Regions from separate parts of the Homo sapiens genome. Here region 1 is linked to region 2. The links are chromatin loops, found by intact Hi-C in ENCODE. Cell type or tissue: heart right ventricle. All regions are shown on one strand. Region 1 has its middle 13 kb from the start of HACD4. Region 2 overlaps FOCAD (focadhesin).

Evidence for each region. A loop is a pair of places that touch in the nucleus more often than their neighbours do. Peaks named below come from ENCODE experiments on the same cell type or tissue, not always from the same donor. Only the 100,000 strongest peaks of a DNase experiment are listed, where the experiment ranks them.
Region 1: it touches region 2 in a loop (2.1-fold over the local background); 7 of 110 quality-filtered maps call a loop at or near these places.

What each region holds. Positions count from the first base shown.
Region 1 is chr9:21,042,541-21,047,540 of GRCh38, forward strand. No RefSeq gene overlaps it. Among named protein-coding and RNA genes, the nearest start is that of HACD4, 13 kb to the left of the region's middle. In heart right ventricle, no CTCF peak of the experiment used is centred here; no DNase peak of the experiment used is centred here.
Region 2 is chr9:20,987,819-20,992,818 of GRCh38, forward strand. It overlaps FOCAD (focadhesin), which reads left to right. Exons shown (of 44, transcript NM_001375567.1): 41 at 514-611; 42 at 2,305-2,556. Among named protein-coding and RNA genes, the nearest start is that of HACD4, 41 kb to the right of the region's middle. In heart right ventricle, no CTCF peak of the experiment used is centred here; a DNase peak (open chromatin) is centred at 2,313.

The sequences.
Region 1 (5,000 bases), 55 kb after region 2:
TACCCAAGATAACTCACTCCTCATGAATATATAGAACATTTCCGTTGCCCCAGAAAGTTCTTCATGTCTTCTCAGTTGACTGGTTCCTGTCACATGTCCCTTCCTTGTGACTTATTTCTATCACTACAGATTTGTTTTGTCTGTTCTGAAACCTATAAGTGGGCTCATTATGTACTCTTTCATATTTGGCTTTTGTTGAGCATAATGTTTTCGAGATTCCTCCAAGCTGCTGCATGTATCAGTGGTTCATCTTCTTGGTGAGTAGTATTCCATTTTATGAATATAACACAATTTGTTTCTCCATTCTCTTGATAGACAGTTGGATTGTTCTCAATTTGAAAATATTATGAAGAAAGCTAGTAACATCCTTGTACAAGTCTACTTGTAGAAATTTGTTTTCACTTCTCTTAGGTAAATATTTAGGAATGGAATTGTTGAATTATAGGGTAAATATATATATATATATATTTAATAAGAAACTGCCAAATAGTTTTCCTGAGTAATTGTATCACTTACATACCCACTAATGATGAATGAGAGTTCCACATCCTTGGTAATATATCAGTGTTTTTAATTTTAGCCATTCCATAGGTATATAATAGTATATCATTGCAATTTTAATTTCATTTCCCTGATGAAGTATGTTAAGTGTGGTTTCATGTGCTTATTTAACCATTTATATATCTTCTTTTGTGCAGTGTCTCTTCAAGTGTTTTCTCCATTTTATAGGGTTGTATGTCTTATTATTGAAGTATAAGAATTCGTATAATATGAATACAAGGCCTTTGTCAGATGTATGTATTGTGCATATATTATAATATACAACTATTCATTTTTTAACTCAGATTCTGACAGATTCATTTTCTTAATGGTATTTTTTGATGAAAAGAAGTTTTAATTTTGATAAAGTTTGATTTTTCTTTATGATTAGCATTTTCTGTGTCATCTCTAAGAAATATTTACCTACCCTAAGATTGGCAAAAATATTTGCCTGTTTTTTCTTTTAGAGGACAATTATTTGGATATTGACCTTGTATTCTGCTAAGATTCTACTAGTTCTAGTACTTAATTTTGTTAAATTCCTTAGAATGAGGTTATGCCATCTGTGAAGAAAGTGAGTTTTATTTCTTTCTTCCAGGTCTTTATGCCTTTTATTTCTTTTACATGCTTATTACTCTGGATACAATCCACAATAAAATGTTGAATAGAAGTAGTAAGAGTGGACATCCTTGCTTTATTTCTGTTCTTAGGGAGAAATCATTAAGTCTTTTTCTTCATTAAGTATGAAGTTAGCAGTTGAAGCCTTGTAGATATTCTGTTAGATTAAGGAGATTTTCTTCTATTCTTAGTTTGCTGAGAGTTTTTTTTGTTTTTAATCAGGAATAGGTATGGAATTTCATCAAAGGACTTTTCTGCATCTATTGAGATTATATTTGTTAATGTGATGAAGCAAGCTTGCATTACTGGACCGAACCTCACACTTAGTCAAGATGTGTCATCGTTTTCATGTGTTGATAGATTTGTTTGCCAGTATATTAGGCTTGAAGTCTACTTTGTTTGACACTAATAGTTACTCTAAAGTTTTCTTATGACAAGTGACTGCATGTTATATCTGGTCCTATTCCTTTACTTTTAGCATTTTTCTAACATTTTGCGTGTGTCTCTTATAAACAGCACACAGCTGGGTTTTATTTTTTTTTAATCTAGTTGCCAATCTCTGCCTTTTAATTATTTAGTTTACACTTAAGGCAATCATCGCGATGATTGGGTTAATATCTACCATTTTGCTATTTATTTTCTATTTACCTGTTTAATTTTTTTTTCCTCCTTGCCTGACATTTTTGGAATTATCAAGTACTTTTGGGAATCCCATTTTGTTTCTTCTATTGGCTTTTTAGCTACAATTTTGATTCTTTTAATGATCTCTCTAGGAATTATCAGATGTATCATAATCATAACATACACTGAATATTATAGCACATCACATTCGCTGTATTTTAAGAAACTTGCAACAAAATTCCATTTGTTCACTTTCCTAATTTCTGCTATTTCTGTATTCTGTCATACATTTTGCTTCTACATATAAAACAATAAATTTTAGTTTTGTTTGTTTGTTTGTTTGTGACGGAGTCTCGCTCTGTCACCCAGGCTGGAGTGCAGTGGCGCGATCTCGGCTCACTGCAAGCTCCGCCTCCCGGGTTCACGCCATTCTCCTGCCTCATCCTCCCGAGTAGCTGGGACTACAGGCGCCCGACACAACGCCCGGCTAATTTTTTGTATTTTTTTAGTAGAGACGGTGTTTCACCGTATTAGCCAGGATGGTCTCGATCTCCTGACCTTGTGATCCGCCCGCCTCGGCCTCCCAAAGTGCTGGGATTACAGGCGTGAGCCAACGCGCCTGGCCTAGTTTTTGTTTTAGAAAGTCAATTGCCTTTTATATAAATTTTAAAATGAGGAGGAAATCTTTACCCACTTGTGTACAATTTCTGAAACTCTTCATTCTGTCACATAGATTCTCTTTTCGTCTCATACCATTTCTGGATTTTGTTATACTTTTAAAAATATTGGATTTTGTGCTAGCAGGCAGTTGATTTACTGTCAGGCAGCTTGATCCTGCCCAAGCTTGTTTTTGCTTAGGGCAGATGTAGAGCGGCCATTAGCCTTGCGTTAGAGTAGCCCTTCTAAAACATGACCTGTCTCAGGTCTCAACTAAATAAGCAGGGTCTTCAGTAAAGTCTTTCTTTTTTGGCTGATTGGAACTGCCACACCTTTCTCTGTGGAAAAGCCTCTGGAGTCTCTGTGTGGCTCTCAGCTTCTAGTAGCTGCTGTCAGCCAGGCATTGCAGATCCCTGCCTTGTGATTGCATAGGTTAGCATTTGGCAAAAGACACTAGAGGACACCTATGAAGACATCTGGAGATCCATCACTGCATGGCTCTTTCTAATTTCTAATAGCACACTTCTAGCCTCTTCAGCCGCCTTGAACTCCAATATTTGTTTTCTCTCTCCAGCAGGAGTGCTGCTTTCCAATAGGAATTCACTTCCCTGTGCCATGGCTTGGAAACTTCCCCTAGGCAGAAAGCTGGTGTTATCCTTCTCTCAGGGACCATAGCCGTGGACTGTTTCTTGTCCAGTGCCTGAAAGATTTATAGAGTTGATTTATTGTCAAGTTCTATCATCATTTACAGTGCGATACCAATTATTCCATCCAATCCAGAATTGTTATACAGGTGAACTCTCTATATAACTGACACTTAAACTTCAATCACAGGAATCTTTAAAAAAGTAAAGATTTCTTATAGAAGTTGTAAAATATAGTATACACTTTTCTGATTTTCAAAATGAAACACTAATACTATTTACTCCTTTATCAAGAACTTAGTCGCAGTTATAAATAAACCTTATTCTGCATGGATCCCCTCAAGAGCTCTTGAAATGGGAACTTGATATTTATGAATGTTGCTATAGTTTGTGTAGGACCCACATCCATGTGAGTGTTGTTCCCTATCTCTCTTCATTTCCCCTACTTTTTCCCACCATTTGACCTTTGGAAAACTAAATTATTCCTGTCTTAGTTTATGCATAGCATAAAAATAAATCTATAAGTTGTAATTATTTGGTGCATTCCAATCCTTAATATACCTGATTTTTGTCTTATCTCTTTAGAATCATCTCTATTGTTACAGATTATGAATCATTGAATGTTTCCATTTTATTTTCTGTATTATAGTGGATGGTATACTTCTGTCCGTTTTCAAAGGAGATTTAGATCATTTTCAACTCTTTAACTTACTTTTCCACTCAATTCAAACCCACATTGTCACACACAAATTTTGTGCCAAGTGAGGTGCTAAGTGCTGGCATTTCGAGGATGGAGAGGAGTGTTGTGACTCCCTACAAAATGAAAATCATGAAAATGGCTTCCTTGGTGTGTTTCTTACATGAAAACTTAGTACTGATTTGCTGTTCTGTTGATATTCATATCATAGCCCTTTCAAGGCCCCACAGAACTTAGGGCTGCTTATGAATGATATCAGGTTGGATATTTTACCAGATATCAACATTTCTTCCTTTTAATTTCTTTTACTGTTATTTTTTCCTCCAATACAATTAATTTGTTTTAACTTTTGTAGACCTTGTGATCCAGTGCAGGTATGACGAAATGAACCTGAGCCTAATTTTTTTTATTGCTTCAATTCTTATGTAAAAATAATTAGACTGCTTTGCAATTGTAATGCCCTTCATGTAAAGGTTTGTTCATATTTAACAGAGACTAGGCTGTGTATGAGTGGAAGTTTGGAAATTTTGCTGTAATTCTGGCTTGGGATTGGGCACAAAGAAAATCATTTACTCATGTGAAGCCAATTTGCCTCATCTGTAAAATGACTTTGATAGAAACTGATCAATATAAGAGCAAATGATGGTAATAATTATAATGCCAACTATAGCTAAATATATTGAGGGTTGACTCTTGCTAGTCACTATTCTGAACACTTTATGTGGGTTAACTAATTTGCTCCTCCAACAAAGCTGCAATGGGAGTACTGTTTATTATTTCCATTTTACAGATGAGGAAACTGGAACACAGATGATCTGAGTTACCCAGAGTTAGCACTGCTAGCAAGTGGTAAAGCTAGTATTTTAACTCAGGCCTACTCAAATGATTGAACAGTGCTTTCACATATGTACTGTTTTACAAATGCTGAATTAAAATTTGCTTCAGAACTCTAGAAGGCAGTATTAACTAAACAGAAGGTTTGGCTTGCATTTACACTAATCTAAAATTCCAGTCTGCGTCCCACAGGATGTTCCCCCCTGCAACTTAATTACATCTGAAGCTATTCAGATACCCATCCATCACCATTTCATTTTCCATGGCAGCTGTCAGCCATAGGGGAAGATCTTCATGTTAAAGCAATTGAATCTATCATCCTCAGGGCAGGTTAAGATGCAACTAAAGGCTCTTTCCCTTATCTGTGCCTTCTGCTCCAGCCATTACCT
Region 2 (5,000 bases):
TTTTTTAAAAAACAAAATTAAAAGGGAAAAAAGTCAATATTGCTGCTAATGGAAATATAATGGCTGTATTTTGTTTTTCTTTACATGTCTTTGGGTTAGGTTTCCTCTGTGATTTGGCATAAATTGGGAACACTGAAGCAAAGGAGAACTATAAAAACAAATAATTGTCAACAATTCAACATTGCTAGTTAGTTGGCATGCCAGATTTCTCCTAGTGTGTTTAATTTTGAGAGAGAAACTCCAACAAATGCATTTTATCACTAGTGGTCAGGGAGATTTAAAGAATAAATTGGCTTTTGAAAATCAAAGACCAAAATACTGTTATCTGATGTGAATAATGTCAAAGAACTCTCTCACAGGCAGTCACAAGTCTCGGGTATTGCAAGGGAACATGAAACTGGTTAATGGAATCCTCACCAGGTGTTCTGCTTTAGTTATGATGGTTGTTACTGATCTGTTTTACATTTCAAAGGAAAACCATGGTCTAGTAAGAAAATACCCTTTTCATTTCAGGCGTTTTGAAGAGAATGGAGTGGCTCTTGGAACTGATGGGTTATATTAGAAATGTTGCTTACCAGTCAACATCCTTTCACAATACGGCTCTTGACAAGGTAAAATCTAGAGGAGTAGTTTATAGCTTCCTTAAAATACAGAACTTATATTAGGTTGGTGCAAAAGTAATTGCGGTTTTGCCATTAATTGGCAAAAACTGCAATTACTTTTGCACCAACCTAAAATATATGCTCCCAAAAGAGGAGCACGTTGCTGTTTGCAGCTTTTCTTTCCCTCTTTCCTTTTATTTTAGACACACTTAATGATTCTCTGATGCCGCAAGAAAACTGGTATTCTTACCAAGCTCTTGGAGACACCCAAGGCTGCCCTTTGAGAAATATTTTCAACAAAATATGTTTCTTGACAGACAGAACACAAAGGACACTTGGGAGAGAGAGAACCCAAGCTCCTGTGTAGCTGGGATTGATCCCATAAAGGATGTGGGAATATAGGGCTCTGGCCTCCACACTGGCCAGCATATGGCTAAAAATGCCTGCTTTGAAGAGGTTCCTGGAGTGTATGCAGATAATCTTATGTGTGCCAATACTTATGTGCATGTGTGCATATATGGAGGGGAATTTTTATCACACCTGCAAAATTACCTATGACTCAAAAAAAGTAAGAACCGCTAGTATTAGGTTTGGGTAAGTTTAAAAATAAAAGATTAATAAGACGAAGACAGCTCTTTCCTGCTTTCCTTCATTGTGTTGACTTAGCTGGCAGCTGTGCATTTTGTAATAGCAGAATTTTTTTTCTGTAGGCATGCTTCATGAGTATTCTGTTTGCTGTGTGAGTCAAATTTGCATAACCTGGGATGTTTTTTGAAGTTCTGCCCAGTTTTTCTGAAGAGTTGTATGTCTTTTTGAAATTTTAATTTGTGAGTTTAGGAATTTTAAGAGATTAGGAAGTACTTTTTAAACTTTTTTTGAACTTGCGTGATCTGTCCTCTTTCTTCTGATTTCCTAAGTTTTTATTAACTTTCTCTGTTTTCTTACAAAAACCTTAAAACACTGAGAAAATACAGATAAGCAGAAAGAAGTGTAGTTTAAATCACAGTAATCCAACTACTCAGAGGTGGCTCCTATAATCACCATTTCTATGATTGTCTAGATTAGTCTGAAATCTAAATGGATAGATCCTGGACAGGTGTTTAAAATGCATGAAGAAGCTGGGCACAATGGCACATGTCTATAGTCCCAGCCACTTGGGAGGCTGAAGCAGGAGGATTTCTTGTGCTCAAGAGTTCAAGATCACTCTGGGCAACATAGTGAGACCCCATTTCTTAAAACATTTTTTAAAAAAAATGAAGAAAGACTTGCTCAAAAGTAGAATCAGAGTATACATATTTTTAAAAATTAGTTTTGCCCACATAACCATAAATATTTCTTCATTTTGTAAGCTCTTTGAAAACATCAAAACAGAGGAATGTTTGGATCTTGATGTGATTAGGAATTGAATAAACGATGTTTCTCCTGAAATGTTAGAGCGATAATAATGAAACTGTTGGGTCTTCTGCCTTCACATAAAGGGACTTCAAAAATCTTCTAAAGCCCCAAAATGTATCTTCATTAAACATGGAAACTGAGTTTACTGTTCAGTTCAGTTCCTCTTCTGGGTGGGGGTAGGGCAGGAGGGACTGGTTGGGTGAAGGGGAAGATGACATTGCCTCACGACAGGGGCTGTGTATGTGAACATGTGTTACTTTGAATTGTTAAAAAATATGACCTAACGTCATTTCTATTTTCATCGTAGGCTTTGGACTTCTTCTTGCTGATATTTGCAACCGCAGTGGTTGCATGGGCTGACCACACTGCCCCTCTCCTCCTCGGCCTCAGTGCCAGTTGGTTGCCATGGCATCAGGAGAATGGCCCGGCTGGGCCAGTACCAAGCTTCCTTGGCAGGAGTCCAATGCACAGGGTCACTCTGCAGGAGGTTCTCACTCTCCTTCCCAATAGCATGGCTCTGCTGCTGCAGAAAGAGCCATGGAAGGAACAGACCCAGAAGGTGAGGCTGGCAGCCACCTGCTTAGCAGGGCAGGCAGCCATTGTCTCTTCAGCAGTTTCTACTGTAGAATTGAGGTGGGAGTTAAGTGCGTCTTGAATCACACCACAGACTTTCCTACCCAGCCCCATATCTCAGCCAGATGCAGAGTCTCAGAGATTGAGGCTAGCCCAGGCTCGGGGCAACTGCTGATTAAACAACAAGGTGGCAGCTTGCTTACAGCTGGGAGTGAGGTGGAGGAAAAGTCCATACTTCATTTATTGAAGGCACTTGTTTTCTTGATCCTGGGGAGGAAAGGGTGAGTATGTCTCAGAGCTCAGAATCTCAAGGTGAGGGTCGACGGGAAGGCAAATTCAGGATTGCAAATCGTGTGATAAGTAAGATACAGTGGTGATGAGCAAGGGAAGGAGTTGATCAACAATGCCTGGGTGGGTCAGGAAGTTTTCTGCCAGGAAATGTGGGTCGGGAGCATCCATCTTCTTGTAGCATCTTTAAGGTTCCCCATAGCTTATTCCATTGCACAGATATGCTCCAGGCACCCAGTGTGCCCTGGTCTGTGCTAGATGCCAAACAGAGCTTTGTAAAGGTCTGATAGTATCACCCTTGCCCTCAGGAAAACCTAAATTGTTTAGTTTGCTGTTCAGTCTAGTTCCTCTTCTGGAGTAGGGGTGGGGCGGGAGAAGGAGTTGGGTGAAGGGGAAGATGACATTGCGTCATGTTGAGGGCTTTGTATGTGAACATGTGTTACTTTGAATTGTTAAAACATATGACCCAAAAGGAAACATTTTTTGGTTTTTAATGTTGAGGTTCCCCAGGCTACTAGCTGTTCTGCAAAGCATAACTGTGCTTACTGTACTTCTCATTATATGTTTCTGACCTGTCCTTAATACAGTTGGTTGAAAGATTCTTTTTTGAATCTCATTTAATCAAAACTGGATTTTTATGAAGTTGAAAGCTTCAAACTAACTTTTTTTTGCTTATTCTTGAAATCTGAACATTAATCTTTAAAAACATTTCTGAACTGTAGACCCATAGTTTAGCTATGCACAACTCCACCAAGTATCTCAACTAAAATGCCTTTTATTTTTCTTAAACCTGATAAGCATTAGTATTGCTGCCCCAAATTTTGTGCTTTGTGTCCCATTTAAAATCAAATTTTGGCTGGGCACAGTGGCTCACACCTAGAATCCCAGCACTTTGGGAGGCCAAGGCAGGCAGATCACGTGAGGTCAGGAGTTCGAGTCCAACCTGGCCAACATGATGAAACCCTGTCTCTACTAAAAATGCAAGAATTAGACGAGTGTGGTGGTGTGTGCCTATAATCCCAGCTACTCAGGAGACTGAGGCAGGAGAATCGCTTGAACGCAGGAGGCGGAGGTTGCAGTGAGTCGCAATCCCTCCGCTGCTCTGCAGCCTGGCTGACAGATTGAGACTCTGTCTCAAAAAAAAAAAAAAAAAAAAAAATTTAAATGTGGTCTTCCCATATATTATTTCTGGACTGGGATACCACGTTCCCTTTGGACTACAATGTAGACCTCTTGCATTGATTATATATTTGTAGTGCTTGACTTTTTTGCTTATCGGTTGGATATTATAGCACAAAACTGAGAAAAGGAAAATCAACAAAGAAAAAAATTTTTGATTAAAGCAGGGAATTAGGAATATTTTCTTTTTCTCCCTATTTTACTCTTTCTTCAATCTAGCTTCTATATGTGAAACTAAAATGCCTATTACCTATCACCAATGTATGTGTTTTTAGTGAACCAAGATTGGCAGCATTCAGTCATTGATTAAATTACCCTGTATCTAATTCAAAAACAATTCAGGCTGCATCCTGAGAGATCAGCCAAACTCATAAATACTATGAGTTTCCACCTCATTTGCAGGATTTATTCATGGTTAACATGCTTGGCTCTACCTAGTGAATTATTTTATGCCATTTCTCTTGCATTTCAATTTTCTGTTTCATATCCATTTGGGCACAACTGTTCTCATCTACAGAAACATATTTTATTTCAGAAATGGGGGCTTATATCTGATGTGTTTTCTATTTACTGCCCAGCCTAGGAGCCTAGACCAAGCTGCACACAGAACCAGGTGGGAGGCAGCATGATGCAAAGAAAGAGCATAGGGCTCTGAAGCCAAGTGTACTTGGGTTCAAATCTTAACTCGGCTATACATTGAGGGTGGACTTGGGCAAGGTTTTTAATCTCTCTGGGCCCATCAGAGTGATGAGAGATAATGTTCCTGGCACACAGGAGGCCCTCTGGGCCCATGTCTACCTCCCTCTTAAAACCTGTATCAGCAGCCAGGCATGGTGGCTCACACCTGTAATCACAACACTTTGGGAGGCCAAAGCAGTTGAATCACAAGGTCAAGAGATCGAGACCATCCTGGCCATCATGGTAAAACCCTGTCTCTACTAAGAAAAAAATACAAAAATTAGC